Regions from separate parts of the Mus musculus genome. Here region 1 is linked to region 2. Evidence: chromatin loops called from intact Hi-C (ENCODE). Cell type or tissue: gastrocnemius. All regions are shown on one strand.

Region 1 (8,000 bases), 54 kb after region 2:
AGCTGTCACAAAGCTCATGTGATAAATTTTATAACCATCAATCACTGTCATTGACTACCTCTCCCAAGTAGCTCCATAGATGGGCCATTTGCTCCAGCAGAACACAGGGGAATTTAAGGAATTGATCACATCCCTACACTGATGAGGGATTGCTAATACATATTAGACTTTTAATAAATTACTTTCAAGAAATTGTTTTTTTACATTTTAACCTCTAATTTCAACATTCAGTCTAATTTTAAAAAATCCATAATACTCTTAACTTTTACAAAAATGCCTAGTAAATAAGGCCTCTTGTAATACAGACTCTGTGTAAGGAGCTAATCTGATCGTTTTACTTTTTTTGTTTTTTAACATGTGCCATACCAGCTTTAAAGAAACAAACTGTTACGTGACTTCACATTTGGAAAAATATTCAAGGAAATAACCTCCCCTCAAGACAAGACCAAAAGTACTCAAAGCATTAATAGCTTATCAATTATTCTACAACTCCCAATTCTGTAAAGGGAGACAAGGCAACAAAATGCTTTATGACAGGCAAAATAGTGGTTGAGAATAATCTGAGCAACCGATGTTCAACTCATAATGGTTAGGGCAAAATAAGATGTCTCTTAGGGGAAAAAATGAAATACAGACCCAAATTGATCTAAGAATGGATAGCACAGATATGAAAATATACTTCTCCATTATGAACTATGAAGATACACAATGGAAACACTACAATACTATCACACGTCTGCTAGGCTGGAAGAATATTGAGTAGATTAGCCAGAACATGTGAAGAACTACAGTTCTCACCGATCTATATCACTTTCAAAATCAAGGGGAGGGGTTTGCTTTCTTTTCTTTTGTTTCTCGATTCCTTCTCTGTTTTTCCTTCCACTTTGGCGTATTTTTGTACATTATGAAAACGAAATAGTCTTCCATGCCTTCTGATCACACAGGAGGACCAACTCCAGGGAAAGTCAAGAAGAAAGTAAAACATCTCCATAGAACTGCCTAGAGCACGGGGTAGAGGAGCGAAAGTCTGTATCACAGTGACTTAGTAGCTTCTGGAAGGGACAACAATTTAACTACACTATTACTTGATTTTTAATTAAAGTAGACAAATATTTTACATTTCTTCCACAAAACAAAAGATTTCATCTCAGGCACAAGACACCCAACCAGTTAGCCATACCCAAACCTATACCTGAATAGCACTAACTAGGAAAAATGGAATTCTGTGTGTTTGGGATGCTTTTTATCTACACTACGAGGAAGATATGAAAACAAAGGCTACAAGAGAATTGGAAGTGCTTTGGTGGTCAAGAGCACGAGGTGCTTTTCCTGTAGGCGTTCTTAAGTTCATAATTTCAAAACAATTTGATTGGTGTCACATAACAGATTAACTCTAGAGCTGGTAGTATTAAAACAAATCAATCTAACAAAGAGATTCAATTGACAATGGCTTTAGGATAATTAAAGCGTGAACTGATGCTTAATAGACAATTTCAGATGGCAAACAGGCAAGGAGGATTTGAGAGACTTAACATTGTGTACATAAGCCTCCATGTGGACCAGATCTACAACTGAAAAACATTAGCCGTAAACAATCATTGAGCGACAACTCTATTTCATGTCAAAATGTTTTTCTTGTCATTACAAAGAAGGGTGCCAATTACCCAAAATGAGGTTCCTGTGCTCTGCTTTGTTTTTCCTGTTACAAGAATTCATCTTTAGGAGGGCAAATCTGGCCCAGCTGTCAATAGGAGTCAAGTAATAGCAATCAAACAATAAATTGACTTCTAAATTACTTGCTTCAGCTCAGATAACTGGGGTAATCAGCTTAACAATGGATAGCAAATACCAGAAATCACACTGGGTTCTGAACTATCTCAATCTACATTCTGAGCCTCCTTACCCCTCAGGTTTCAACTTAAATGCCACCTCCTTAGAGAGCTTTTGTGATATCTCTATTACTAGGGCCCTATACCATCACTTCTTGAACTATTCCTTTGGAGCACTCACCGCCGCTTGAAGTGTTATTCTTTCTCTCCGTGTTTATTGTCTATTTCCTACCTTCTCACCAGATCACCTTGTTCATTTGGTCCAACTGAATCCTAGCACTTAGCATTTAACAGGCCCTCGATATTCTGAGCATAAATATTCTCTCTGGCATAAAAGCAGAGAATGAGGAAAGCTGACAGGCAAGCAAATAAATGGTTAAATGATTACTATACAAGCAGAATATAATAGCTGGGCAAAGTTGAGAGAGAGAGAGAGAGAGAGAGAGAGAGAGAGAGAGAGAGAGAGAGAGAGAGAGGGCAGGGAAAGTTTACAAATGGCTTCCTAGGGACTGTGATCACTGAATAAACTCTTGAAGACTAGTAAGATTTAGTAACCAGAGAACTGGAGACAGTGACCTGAATGGAAGCTAAAAATAGGAAAGGGAATGAGGCTGTGTGGGGATATTAATGTTTTATCAGCAGGCAAAAAATTTGAACTTGGTTTTATAGGTTTTATAATGGCTGTTTTCTTTTTCAATTTGGCTTTAAAAAAAACAAATTGCTTGTTTAGAATAAAAATCACAAACAGGAGTGAAATGAAGGGATTTGGAGTAGGGGTCTAAATCGCTGTGATGGTCCAAGACCAAGAGCAAGATGGTAGCACTGGTTTTACTGTTGTCATGGTCTCTGGACAATATAGATGAAAATGAATTGGCAATGCAATGGAGAGAAGGGATTGGATGTAAATGCTTTCCAAGGTCACTCCCAGATAAAATTCTAAAGGATTAGAAAGCTCTCAGTCTGTCTGCTTTGGGCAGACTTAAAGACTAGGTACAGCCATGCCTGTCAATTAAAATCTCTCAAATCTTTAAAAACAAAACAAAACAAACAAACAAACAAACAAAAAATACTCAACAGGACTTGGTGATCTGTACTACATGAATGAGAAGACAGCCAAACATCAGTCAGTGGCTCTCAGCCTCCCTCATGCTGCAACCCTTTAATAAAGTTGCTCAAGTTTTGGTGACCCCCCACCATAACATGATTTTTGTTGGTACTTGAGCGGTTAGTACTGTATGAATCATAATGTAAATATCTGATATGTAGAGTGTTTGATATGTGACCCCTAAAGGGTCAGGACCCAAGTTCAGAACCGCTGATTTACGGCAACTGGCTACAACAGATAAGAGAGAGATTTGACAAAGCTAGAAATGAGATGGGGGGGGGGAATTAAAGACAAATTCCATGTTTTAGTCGCTGGAAATAAGCACAGGGAACTACTTTACAGTTAAAACAAAAAAGCAATACAACTCTACATACGCTGCTCAGTTCAGGTTTAATTTGAATGAAGGTTTCTGTCTCTGGCTCATGACACCAGTCTACCAATAGTTTTAAATACTCTTTAAAATTTTATGCTTATTTATTTTGTGTGGGGTGGGGACATTCTAAGCATGAGTACAGAAGTCATATAAGGATAACTTTTGAAGTCATAAAAGAGGATAACGTTTGAGATTGAGTGCGCTCTCTCTCTCTCTCTCTCTCTCTCTCTCTCTCTCTTTACCTTAAGGGTCCTAAGGATCAGACCATTTACTGAATAAGCCATTCAGCTGGCCCTACAAATAGATTTTTTTTAAAACAAAATATTCCAAAATCCTTATTAATCAAATCTTTACAATTAAAGAGGCTTGATGTAGAGGGAAGTCAGAGGATCCAAACATAATGTAGTATTTACTCTCTCTTTCTCTTTCTCTCTCTCTCTCTCTGTGTGTGTGTGTATTACTGCTATCATAGAATTGGTTTTACAAGCAAAAAAATAGAGATGTCTATCTACAAATGTCTTTTTTTTGAAACTGGAATTTAGCAGCATTGGGAAATTTCTGTTTTTGAACTAGACTTTATCCAGTGTTCTCCAGTCCCTTAAGCTCGTCTCATCAGAGATAACACAGCCAATTAACCTTATACAGGCAAGAATTCCTGTCACTATTCACAGAAATTAGGAATGGTCAGGTTTGTTTTCCCCCCTAAAAGCAGATACAGAGAGTGGAAACAAGATCACATCAACAGGCAAAGCCTGAGTTGGCAGCTGTGCAAATGAGCCTTATCTGTGTGTCCATGTGTGGATTAGATAACAGCTTAGCTAGTGTCAGCTCCAAAGGAAAATGCCTGACAGTTCCCACTGCCTTTAGCACTCTTCAGGGCAAAGGCAGGGGGAAAAGTTGCATCTCTAGCAGTTTTTACTTCTTTGGTTTCCGGCTGTTCAAAGTGGTCTGGGGCTTGTTGCCATAGGAATCAGTTTCATATGTCGACTATATTTTATAGCAGTGGGATAAATAATATTCATGTGCTTTGGAGCAACAATTTAGAATCTTTAAGGCATAAGATAATTTAATCTTAAATGACAGTCAGAGTATCATCTACCCAGTGGAAATTCTCAGGACTTTTGATGCCTTATCTAACTTACATCAACCATGAACTAAAAAGGAAAAAAAGGAAGATTCGTTATAGACTCAGACTTTTGAAAGAAAAGCAGGAGTTGTTGCTTAGTTGTTGACAAGAAGAGTGTATCTCCTATTAGGGTTCCTTATCCTGTATCCCCAGTCTGCAAAGTATTGTTATTCTTACTAGGAAAACTGAAGCTTGGAGCTATAAGGACAGAAAAAAATGGGAATACTTCCAAAACTATAAACCAAAATAACCAGAGACACTAGAGCTGTAAACTTGGATCATTCTGGAAATTAGAAGATTTCTTTCTTGTACAGGAAATTTTTGCCAGTCCATAGGAGCAAAAACAATTTTTCTTTTTTGCAGGAAAGCAAATTGATGACTAAGAAAGGACTCAAAGAGTAACCTCTAATCATCTCCAAAGGCTTACCCTGGAGAAATGTGCTTCTGGAAACAGGACACTGGGCCCAAGAAGGGTGAAGAGGTCTATAACAAAAACCCCTTTCAGGCATGACTGTGGGCCACACTCTGGACGTCAGGGGACTTCCTCTCAAAATAAGGAACAGTAATTACTACCTCAGCAAGTTTGCATGAGGACTAAACAAGATAACACATGTTAAATGGTCAACCTTATCCTTGCCTTTACTAACTGCTCAATAATCATACAGCAGTAGTTGGGTTCATAGCAATATCACCACCTTGATCTAATCCAGTGATCTTCGTAGAGTAGATACTGTTGCTGCCAGCAGTCATGATTCTCATGTTTGATCCATATGGACAACACAGCCCTTTTCTCCATTCAAGTCATAATAGTCCACTTGGAGACAAAAATAATCTAATCAAGGAGAAAATACCATCCCCTTCCAAACTGCCAAATAAAACACCTAGAAGCTAACAGGGTAAAGTCTATCTTGAATTTGTTTTTTCTAACTGTCAGAAAATAGGATCAAAATGCATAAAAATTGAATTGATTAATGTTAATGTTCAATACGCTATATTGGAGACACTTAAACTTACACAGTAAGGAAATATATGGTATACACATGTGTGTGTTTGTAGCTAAACTTTAATCAAATTTTACTTCTTATAAGTAAACATAAAAGGCCCCAATGAAGGAAAAAAATGAATGGACAACGACATATCACACAACAAATGAACTAGGGATTCACAGATTTCTATAAAGGAAGAGATAGCAAATACTCTATATTTTCCAAGGCATACAGCAAAGGAGTGAAGACCATCCTATCCCAAAGATGCTCACTGGTTATTGATCATTTTGATCTAGTAACATCTGAGACACTGTAGCTTCAGAAGAACTGTCTAACTGGCCTCTTTGTACAGGAAGCAAACCATAAAGATTCCTTTGGGAGGGGGAAGTATACCCAAACCAGAATGAGAACTAACCCACAATCACTGGGGAGCCATGCCACAATGGACTCATACAAATAAACCTAGTGAAATAGCCCTTATCTTTCACTAGCTTTACACCCTCTATATGTCTCCTAATTACATCACTAGAATTCATTATCCCCTGTCAAGATCACCTTGTCCCATCACTAACTCCAGTATTTACTGGTACTTGTTTTAAAAATCTAAAAGCTTTCTGTTTTGATCATGTCTTCAGACCATTGCTCTCTTGTGACAGTTCAGCATATATGTAAAGTCAACACAGTGTGAATATATATATATTTTCCTGTTAATCTGCCTTGTGTCAACTTGGCTAAATTCTTAGCCTCAGCCAAAAAATCACATTATTGAAGTAGGATTGGCTAAGGTGTTCTTCATCCTTCTCCACAACAATCTTTTGTGACAGCTGTCATGGCATGAAAGCATCCATCAACTACACATGAAGCTTGTTTCCAAAAAGAGATGTCTGTACACTACTGCAGATGCCAGCAAGATTTTGATGAAAGGACCCTGATATAGCTGTCTCGTGTGAGGCTTTGCCAGTGCCTGGCAAATACAGAAGTGGATGCTCACAGTCATCTATAGGATGAAACACAGGGCCCCCAATGTAGGAGCTAGCGAAAGTACCCAAGGAGCTGAAGGGGTCTGCAACCCTATAGGTGGAACAACAATATGAACTAACCAGTACCCCCAGAGCTCATGTCTCTAGCTGCATATGTAGCAGAAGATGGCCTACTCAGCCATCATTGGGAAGAGAGGCCCCTTGGTCTAGCAAACTTTATATGCCCCAGTAATGCCAGGGCCAAGAAGTAGGAGTGAGTGGGTAGGGGAGCAGGGCAGGGGGAGGGTATAGGGGATAGCATTTGAAATGTAAATTAAGAAAATATATAATAAAAATTTTTTAAAAAGAGATGTCTGTAGATTTGGTTCATGGAAAATCCCTAAGGTTGAGCCTCATCTATTAACATGGAAACGTGACAGAATATGTTAAACCAAAATGCTAAGATTCAAGGCAATATGCTTAGAATGATTTATTTATGTGGACTTTAAAAATATAAAAATAATGCTTTATAGCAATTATGGGGATATATATATGTGTATATACATATATATGATTAAATATGTACAAAATAGACTCAACTAATGAACTATATTTAAGACAGAGAGGACAGGATAGGGCACTGAGTGTAAAATTTTCATATTTCTTTAAGAACTAGTTGCTTAAGGCAAAAATAGCATAACGATAAGATCTGATAGAGCTGATTGGCAGGCAATTATATTATTTCCTTAAATTATATTTATAATATAGCACAGAAAGTTAATGCCCAAAAGGAACAGACATTTTCCTTTATTTTGAAGAGACTTAAGACTTAGAAAGAATCAAGTTAAATTTGGTTTTGCTCTTCATTTACTCAACCCAATAAGAGAGGATCGAGCTGATAAACTGTTCCATGATAAATGAAATGATATATGTTTAAAAAGCACTCCATATTTGAGAAATAAAATCAGATAGGATGTAATATATAGAATGTCTTAAGCATTTCTTGCTTTCTTCATTATAAAAGTAACACCTTCTATATGCAATGCTAGTTGAAGCCTTGGAAAACACACCAAAAGGGAACCCATAAAGTATTTTGCCTCTTAGCCATAAGTGCTAACATTGTGTGTGGAGACCTCTTCAGTAACTGTTCCATGCACTTATTTTTCTTTACAAAAGCAGCATGTCATATACCATGCTGTTTGCTTAGACTACTCATTTGAATACCTTCTTAATTGGAGTGTTCATTTATGAGCCTCTCTTTTTCTATATTTATTTTAAAGATATTTGAGATGCTCTATCCAGAGCTCACTCCCAACATCTCATACTTTGTCCTGTGTTCCTGACAATATGGAGCAGTGCATTTCTTTTCCAGTGGTCATTAGACTTTAAGGAAGGCCCCTCCACCACCCACCATCACTGACTGTAAGTAGGCATTGAGGCACCTCTCAAAGAGTTACCTGTCTGAAAGCATGTATAACCCCATCAGGGTGGGCAATACCACTGTATTCTAGGCACCCCCTTCTTTTTTAAAAAAGTACAACATACAAAGCAATTACTTGTTTGTCCTTGAAACATCTTTGAAGAATACAAACCTAAAGAACTTCAAAGCTCACTCTCCAAAA
Region 2 (8,000 bases):
ATCCTCAGAGAAACACTAAGTACTGGGAGATACAAAGTCCACCTCTCATGAATCCTTCACATGTAACCTTAGGTGAAACCTTCCTTATTTAATGTGCCACTGAAAAGAACCTATAACTCATGAGCACCTGAATTATGAGCATCCATATAAAAGCTGGGAGTGTGCATGCATAACATAAGTTCTGAAGGATGGAGGCAGGTAGATTCTGTGGGTTCGATGACCAGACAGTCAAAGTCATGAGCTCCACATTCAGTGTGAGATTCTATCTCAAAAACAGAAGGTGGAAAGGGATTCAAGAAGACATTTCAACACCAGCCTCTGGTCTCCACATGTACCCACACAGGCAAGGTCATCCCCACATGAGTATACACACACACACACACACACACACACACACACACACACACACACAGAGAGAGAGAGAGAGAGAGAGAGAGAGAGAGAGAGAGAGAGAGAGAGAGAGAACAGCTACAGCTAGCTACAATGATTCTCTAACCCAGGCCATTAGTCCACAGCAGATAATGTTAATAGATAGCTGAAGTTATTTTTCTATGTACCCTAGGGAGCTCCTCCTATCCACTAAGGTATGAAAATAAAATGTAGCACACCTCTTTCCAGAAGTCCTTTCTTTAAACACTTGTATTCTGGAGAGAAGCTGGAAATGACAATAAGCTGACCTTCCTGGGGGCCAGGAATTAATAGAAAACCAAGTACACACACACACACACACACACACACACACACACACACAGAGAGAGAGAGAGAGAGAGAGAGAGAGAGAGAGAGAGAGAGAGAGTTAGTTCACTACAGCATCCGGTGGTTTCTCTTAACGAATTCTTTCCCAGAATCCTTAACTCAAGAATCCCTTATATCAATGTGTATACTTATTGCCTTATAGCATGCAAAGTGGCCATAATTTCATCTGTCCTTGATGATTTAGCAGTGGCCTTGTCCAGATAATAAAGGAAGGTTCCACATAATTGACACTTCGATGATCAAGATCTGGAACAACTATAAAATCAAACTGCTAGGCCAAGGAGACAGTTTGGTCTTTCAGACTTGACTGTGATCCACATAAGAACTAAAGTTTATCTGGGTATGTTGGCATGAGTCCGTGATCCAAGCATTCAGGAAACTAGGCAGTGAGATCACTGTGTTCTTTGGATCAGCCTGGCATACTAGCCAATGCCAGGCCAGCCTAGGCTAGAATGTAAGATGCTGTCTTGGGGAAAATAAGAGAACAAAAAAGAAATAAGATTTATACTGAATCTCTTTACACACACACACACACACACACACACACACACACATTCATGTATTAAATGGCTTCTTAAACCCACACTTAGCTTCACTATGAACAGACATATATATTCTATTTTATGCATTTCAGTTTTTAATGGCTGATTGTGGATCACTAGATTCGTCTTAGTATCTCGCTGTCTGACAAACCTTATATTAGCACTTGGGTTTGTATCAACGGGGGCCTACATGTAATTCCAGAGGCAAAGACTGTAAGCCAATATAAATTCAATTAAGAGAAAGCAAAGAGCAGCTAGAGAAATAGCACAGAGGTTAAGAGACCCATCTGCTCTTCCGAGGTCCTGAGTTCAATTCCCAGCAACCACATGGTGGCTCACAACCATCTGTAACAGGATCTGATGCCCTGTTTTGGTGTGTCTAAAGTGTACTTATATAAAAATAAATAAATTGAGGGTGGGGAGGTGGGTGTGGATGGGTGGGTGGAGTAACACTCATAGAAGCAGGGGGAAGGAGAATAGGATAGGGGGTTTTTGGGAGGGGGGAACCAGGAAAGGGGATATCATTTGAAATATAAATAAAGAAAATATCCAATAAAAAATTTAACTGTTAATGCATAAATAAATAAATAAATAAATCTCTCCAAAAAAAGAGAATGTGAAGAGTCAGGTATAGTCACACACCTGTTATTGCACTAGGGAGCCTGAAGAAGGTAGATTCCAAAATTCAAGCTAGTCAGAGGTACATAAGGAGGCTGTGGGCTACTTAAAAAGACACTATTTCGGATGAAAAAAAAACAATGGAAAAAAAGATGAAAGGCTGTGATGTTTTCATGAATTGAAGAAGAAGGAGGAGTTTAGGGTTGCTCTTGGTTCTTTCCCCTTCACATACTTGACCAGGTAATGCAGTAGAGAAAGCAAATTCTCCCCAGCACCATTCAACAGATACAGGTACTGAGGCCTCTCTAGTGGCTCCAACACTGTTTTAAGAGATAGACAACACTCTTGGGTCTGGGGCAATTCGTTATCTTAGGACAGACCTGTAGCATATTGTAACATTGACACATTCTTTGCATAAAATAAGCAAAATGTCACGTTTCATCACTCAAGTGTCACACATTAAAAACCCAAGTATATTTTAGGCACTTCACCACATACATAAAATAAGTTCCTATCAATGGGAGCTTACTGTGTTACTGGGTTGCATAGCACTGCTGTCCAGGGAAAATAAAGTCTTTGCAACTAGGAGAAAACTGTTGGCAGCCACACATGCTGGCAAACTGCTGGGTCCATATGCACACAGAAAGATTTCCTCCTATCGGCAGGGGCTTCCAGTCCCATGAGGAAAGATGCTGTGTTTTAAGAGGCAGCAGGAAACTCAGCATCCTTACCAATCACTAAGTAACATATGAAGGAAGAAAAGCCCTGTGGACCTGGCTCCCTCCTGGGAATCTGGTATTGAATTGTAGCAACAACTGGCAGGGCATTTCTAAGTTTCAGGCCAAGGACATCAAATTATACATCACTTAGAATAGACCAGCTTTAAGCACATACACCAGACACAAACTGGAAGGAGTATTAAAAGGAAGCAAACATAGCCAGGGGTCACAAGATTAAAGTGACTTTTGAGTCACTGTATTCAAAAGAACGTATAGGTCACATGAAACTGAAACACCACTTCTGGAATTTTACAGGAAGAAGATTGGCCTATCAGAGCACCCAAAGGCCAGTTTTTAAGATACCGGAATGCAGCAGTAAGCGGAAATCCTAGCCAGACACAGGAGCTTCCAGTGCAGCAGAGTAAGGAAACACCTTCCAGAAAGTCAGGAGGAATCAATGAGCCTGCACTAGTAAGATGTTCTTTCTTAAAGCCACAGGGTTTGTAGCATCTTGGCTAGCTTCTCTGCATTTCTTTCAACAGGACTATACCTTTATTGTAGAAGGTACAGGGGACAAAAGCTTGCTGATCCACTGACCCTGAGTCTGTGACTCACTTAAACTTCCAAAAAGAAAGGGAGAAAAAAGAAGAAAAGAAAGACAGAATTGCAGTCAGCCCTAGTTAATGTGCATAAATAAATTTATTGGTGCTGCTATTAGGGCATTAAAAAAGTACTATCTAAACACGAATAACAAAATCCTTTGCTAGAAATGAGATGGTTGCAACGAACCTTGCACAGTGGGGCTTCATAAAAGGAAGGCCTGAATTGCATCTCTGAAATTCCTAATGCAGAGTCCATGATGACAAAGAGCCCGCATGGCTGCTGTAAGAGTTGTACAGACAGCTGCAGTACAGTCTCGCTCTGCTGCTGGCTGTTGTGAAAACTAGGGCAAGTGGCCTATTCTCTGTCTCAGTGTCCCTGTCTATTAAATGATGATAGCATTACTGCAATTACCGTGACTCACAAAGCTGTACTGACAACTAAATGAGGTTCTCACTCCATGGTGAATGTTAAGGTACTTTGAGGCATATAGTAAACAATTGAGAGATAGTATTATCATTATTCCTTTAGATGATTATAAAGTGGAATTTATTTTCATCAATCAATAAATATTTTATTTATTTCTGGAAACAAAATAGTATCAGTACTCATCAATAGAGATAGGAAAGAGTGTCTCTTTCTTAAGAAACATCATCCAATGTCTCTTTCATCTTCCTTAGGAAATGAAACTATTACAGAAGGTCACATTATGGCACTGCCTGTCCCCCAAAGTCTTACCATCACTTCAGAAGAACCATTTCATAATACTTTCTTCCCTTGGAGGTCCCCTGGCCTCTTCTAGAACCCCTTGCTTCCAAGCTAATGTGGACAAATTCAAACTCGATCATGGTGTGTGTTGTTTAGCATGTATTTAAAACCAGTTTCAGAATGGATTAGCTGGCCTGTCTCATGTCTAAGCTTCAGAATTCCAGTTGAAGATGTAATCTATTTCTCGCAAGGGAAGTCATAAGTCACAGATGTGCCCATCCAATACACAGTTGTGAAAGGACAAGGACAGGAAGGACAATCTGAAGCAGCAGCATTCAAGGTCACTGCCTGCATGTTCAGCAGGAATTCAGAAGCAGACCTTTGTCCTCTCCCTGGAGTGCCTCATCTGGCTTTCGAGTTGCTTTGGCTCTAGATAAATGTCCCTACTTTATGCTTTGCAGAGAGCTTATTTCCTGGTCCCCACTTGACCAAGGCTTACCAGGCTCTGCTCTCAAGCAGCAGTTTAGCAGTATCAGTTTGCTGAGGTTCAAGAGCTTGTTTTTATACTTCGGAATCTCTATGCTCATGTTCATGAGAGGCTGGGAAAGAATTCGTTACGAGAAACCACCGGATGCTGTAGTGAACTGGGTCAAAGTGAGGTTCTTCGCAAAATGGAGAAAATGGGCATGATCAAATCTCAAAATGTACACGTATGGGGATGTCACGGTGAAATCCATTAATCTGCACCATTAATAGGTTAATTGTAATAAAATGTTCACTAAAATAAAACAATAAGAAAACCAAATTAGCAGATCAGTATATACTGAGGAACAGCGTATAATTGGTCATAGAATAAACATAAGAAAGAAACCTGGGGTTTGAGAGATGACTCAACAGTAAGAAGGCCTTGTTTTGCTGCAGATACCTGGACTCAGTTCCTAGCACCCCTGGCTCAAACGTCAACACAGGTATGGCTTAGAAATAATTTATTTTGAAAAAGTCAACTAGACATGTTGTTGGAGCAGTTAAATAGAGAGGGTGAATTTCAGGCAAAGTGAACAAAAGATGCACTAACCAAGAATTCTATAGCTCAGGTAGATACGGTTTACCATCATTGCTACATACACAAAATGCTGCTTAACAGTCTGGGGCAGTTTTAGCATGTGGTGCTCTTGAAGCTTCAATAACATTAGCACAATTAGAAGGGGAATAGTTTACATCAATTAATCAATTACTCCAATTAATGAAGTTCTAAATTTAGAATCCATCCCCTAGAGGATGTCCTCTGTATAATGCCTCTTTCTTCTCCATACTTTACTATGGGGCAGGCCATAAGAGCTAGTAATACAAAAAATAATTACAAATGATATGTTAAATTTGTAAAATAGCATAGAAAGCCTTTGGAAATTTTACATATGGTAAAGAAGGTTTTCTTAGGATAGTGTCACACCATGAAAAACCTTAGAGGGTTAGAGAAATACACATGCCCTTACATTGAGGCTATGAAATCAGACAGACAAGGAGCAATCACATCCCATCCCATGCCTCACATTACGGGAACAAGAGATAAATAAGATGTCTTGAAACTATAAGAATGACTTTATTGCAAACCCTAAATTCTGGGTGAACAACAAAAATATAAAAGTGTAAAACTATGCTTGTTGAAATAGTCTCTATGTAAATAGGGGGTCAATCAAGATTCCCTAAGGAAGGCAGCAATTCAAAGCCATACCCACACCAGTTCCACTGCTCTAAGGAGTTCTATGAACTTTATATCCTAAGATGTACTGAAAGCATCTCCATTAAGATGTCAGAATTAAAATCTGACTCATAGCCAATGTTTAAAGATTCAACTGAAGTCAACAAATAGATAGGAATGCCATGACATATACACATAAACTTTTACTCAGCCGCAAAGAAAATTGATACTGTGTGATTTCGACTTAAGTAGACTGCCAATCACCATATTAGGGGCTATTAGTCAGACTCTGAAAGACAAGTGTTATTGTTGCATTCATATGTGTTGTCTAGATTTTAGTGTGTGTGTGTTGAAAGCAAATGGGAGATTATTTAGGAAGGAGAAGAGGTATTGGGGGTCAAGAGAGGCTAAGAGGAGGTATATCTGATCAAAGAACATGATTTACATATATTGTATGCTACACACAAACCGATTCTTTCTGCAGTGAATTTGTGCTAATAAAAACGATGAAGAAATAAAACCACAATCTAGATGGCTGACAAGCAAACTAAAGAGTCAAGTGGAAAGATGTGTACTTCAAGTTTGATTGAATAAAAATTTAGAACAATTTATTTAAAGCCAGTTCATATTTTAAGAATTATATCCATAGTTAATTGATCATTTACTATCTAATATAAGAGGAAAAACATCTGTTCTTCCTCTTTTCCCCCCAAATACTTGTCTAAGTGGGCAGTACAAATAAGAAGGCAAGGGTTTGAGATTATTCCTGTTCTTGGTGCTCTGTTTCTGCTCACTCTGGGCACAGGGAACCATGAGCTCTACTCACTTGTCATCACAGATGCGACAGTGCTGTGCCATTTTGTGTCTCTGTCATAGGATTCTTCTCTAGGAATTTCAGATATAAAAGGAGATCATCTGGAAAGACTTTGGGGTGGTGGTGGTACACACATGTAATCCCACTTAGCACTAGGGAACTTAGGGAGTTTGAAGAAAGCCTAGGATACATGAAAGACCTAGTCTCAAAAAAGCCAGAAGAAAGACAAAAGGATAGACTATCCAGAGACTACCCCACCCAGGGATATATCCCATAATCAGCCACCAAACCCAGACACTATTGCATATGCCAGAAAGATTTTGCTGAAGGGACCCTGTTATAGCTGTCTCGTATGAGGCTCTGCCAGTGCCTGGCAAATACAGAAGTGGATGCTCACAGTCATCTATAAAATGGAACACAGGGCCCCCAATGGAGAAGCTAGAGAAAGCACCCAAGGAGCTGAAGGGGTCTGCAACCCTATAGGTGGAACAACAATATGAACTAATCAGTACCCCCAGAGCTCGTGTCTCTAGCTGCATATGAAGCAGAAGACGGCCTAGTCGACCATCACTGGGAAGAGAGGCCCTTGATATTGCAAACCTTATATGCCCCATTACAGGGGAATGCCAGGGCCACGAAGCGGGAGTGGGTGGGTAGGGGAGCAGGGCGGAGGGAGTGTATAGGGAACTTTCAGAATAGCATCTGAAATGTATATAAAGAAAATATCTAGTAATTAAAAAAAAGAGTCGATGAGAAAAATACTCAAAAAAAGCCAGACCTAAACAAAAACAAAAAAACTAAATGATGAATCAACAAACAAACAAACAAAACAAGAGAAATTGCTAAAGGTGGAAGGGATAACAGGGAAGAAGAGCATGCTAGCTCTCTAAATCACCTAAAGGCATACAGTAAATTAAACATGATGATAGCAGAAGATACCAAAGCAACGCACTATACATATTTGGTCCTCCTTTGTATGCTTGCATTTTTAAAATGATATTACAGCAAGAATGCTCTAATTCCCAAAAGTTCTCACATCCAGACCAAATACGCCCAACTTTGAATCTAGATGGAGATAAATTCAGTCATTCTGAATTTAAATTTCTATTTGAAAAAGTGGAAAGCCTTCAGACGATTCGTTGTTAGGAGAAGCCTCCATTGTCCCCATACTGTAAGTATATGGCTTGTTGATTTTCCAAAAGCATTAATGGAAAGAAATTTTAAAAAGCCACCATGTACTTTCAACAATTACCATATTTGGTAACAAAAAATCAAAACCACAACATAAAGTTAGCAATATATGACAGCACTTTTAGCTTACATGAAGCATATAATCATTTACTAAAATGATTTGAAATGCTTTAGAATATATCTTAAGAAAAACTAAAATCATAAATTAGCATTATCATTATTATTTGTCCCCTTTCCCCTTAGCAACACTCTAATGAAAATTCTACTGAAACTGTCCCCTTTCAAGCATCACCACAAGTGTCCTAAGCCTTCCATAGTATAAGATAGTAAGTTACGAGCCAACCATTCTAATC

What was found. Hi-C counts contacts between places; a loop is a spot of excess contacts. Peaks named below come from ENCODE experiments on the same cell type or tissue, not always from the same donor. Only the 100,000 strongest peaks of a DNase experiment are listed, where the experiment ranks them.
Region 1: a loop joins it to region 2, with 4 times the contacts of the local background. A loop is called at or near these places in 2 of 42 quality-filtered maps.

Annotation. Positions count from the first base shown.
Region 1 is chrX:10,498,901-10,506,900 of GRCm38, reverse strand. All of the region lies in intron 1 of Tspan7 (tetraspanin 7), which reads right to left. Among named protein-coding and RNA genes, the nearest start is that of Tspan7, 18 kb to the right of the region's middle. In gastrocnemius, no CTCF peak of the experiment used is centred here; no DNase peak of the experiment used is centred here; H3K27ac peaks cover 3,604 bases.
Region 2 is chrX:10,553,360-10,561,359 of GRCm38, reverse strand. The region is part of intron 1 of Tspan7 (tetraspanin 7); the gene reads right to left. Among named protein-coding and RNA genes, the nearest start is that of Tspan7, 72 kb to the right of the region's middle. In gastrocnemius, no CTCF peak of the experiment used is centred here; no DNase peak of the experiment used is centred here; H3K27ac peaks cover 1,109 bases.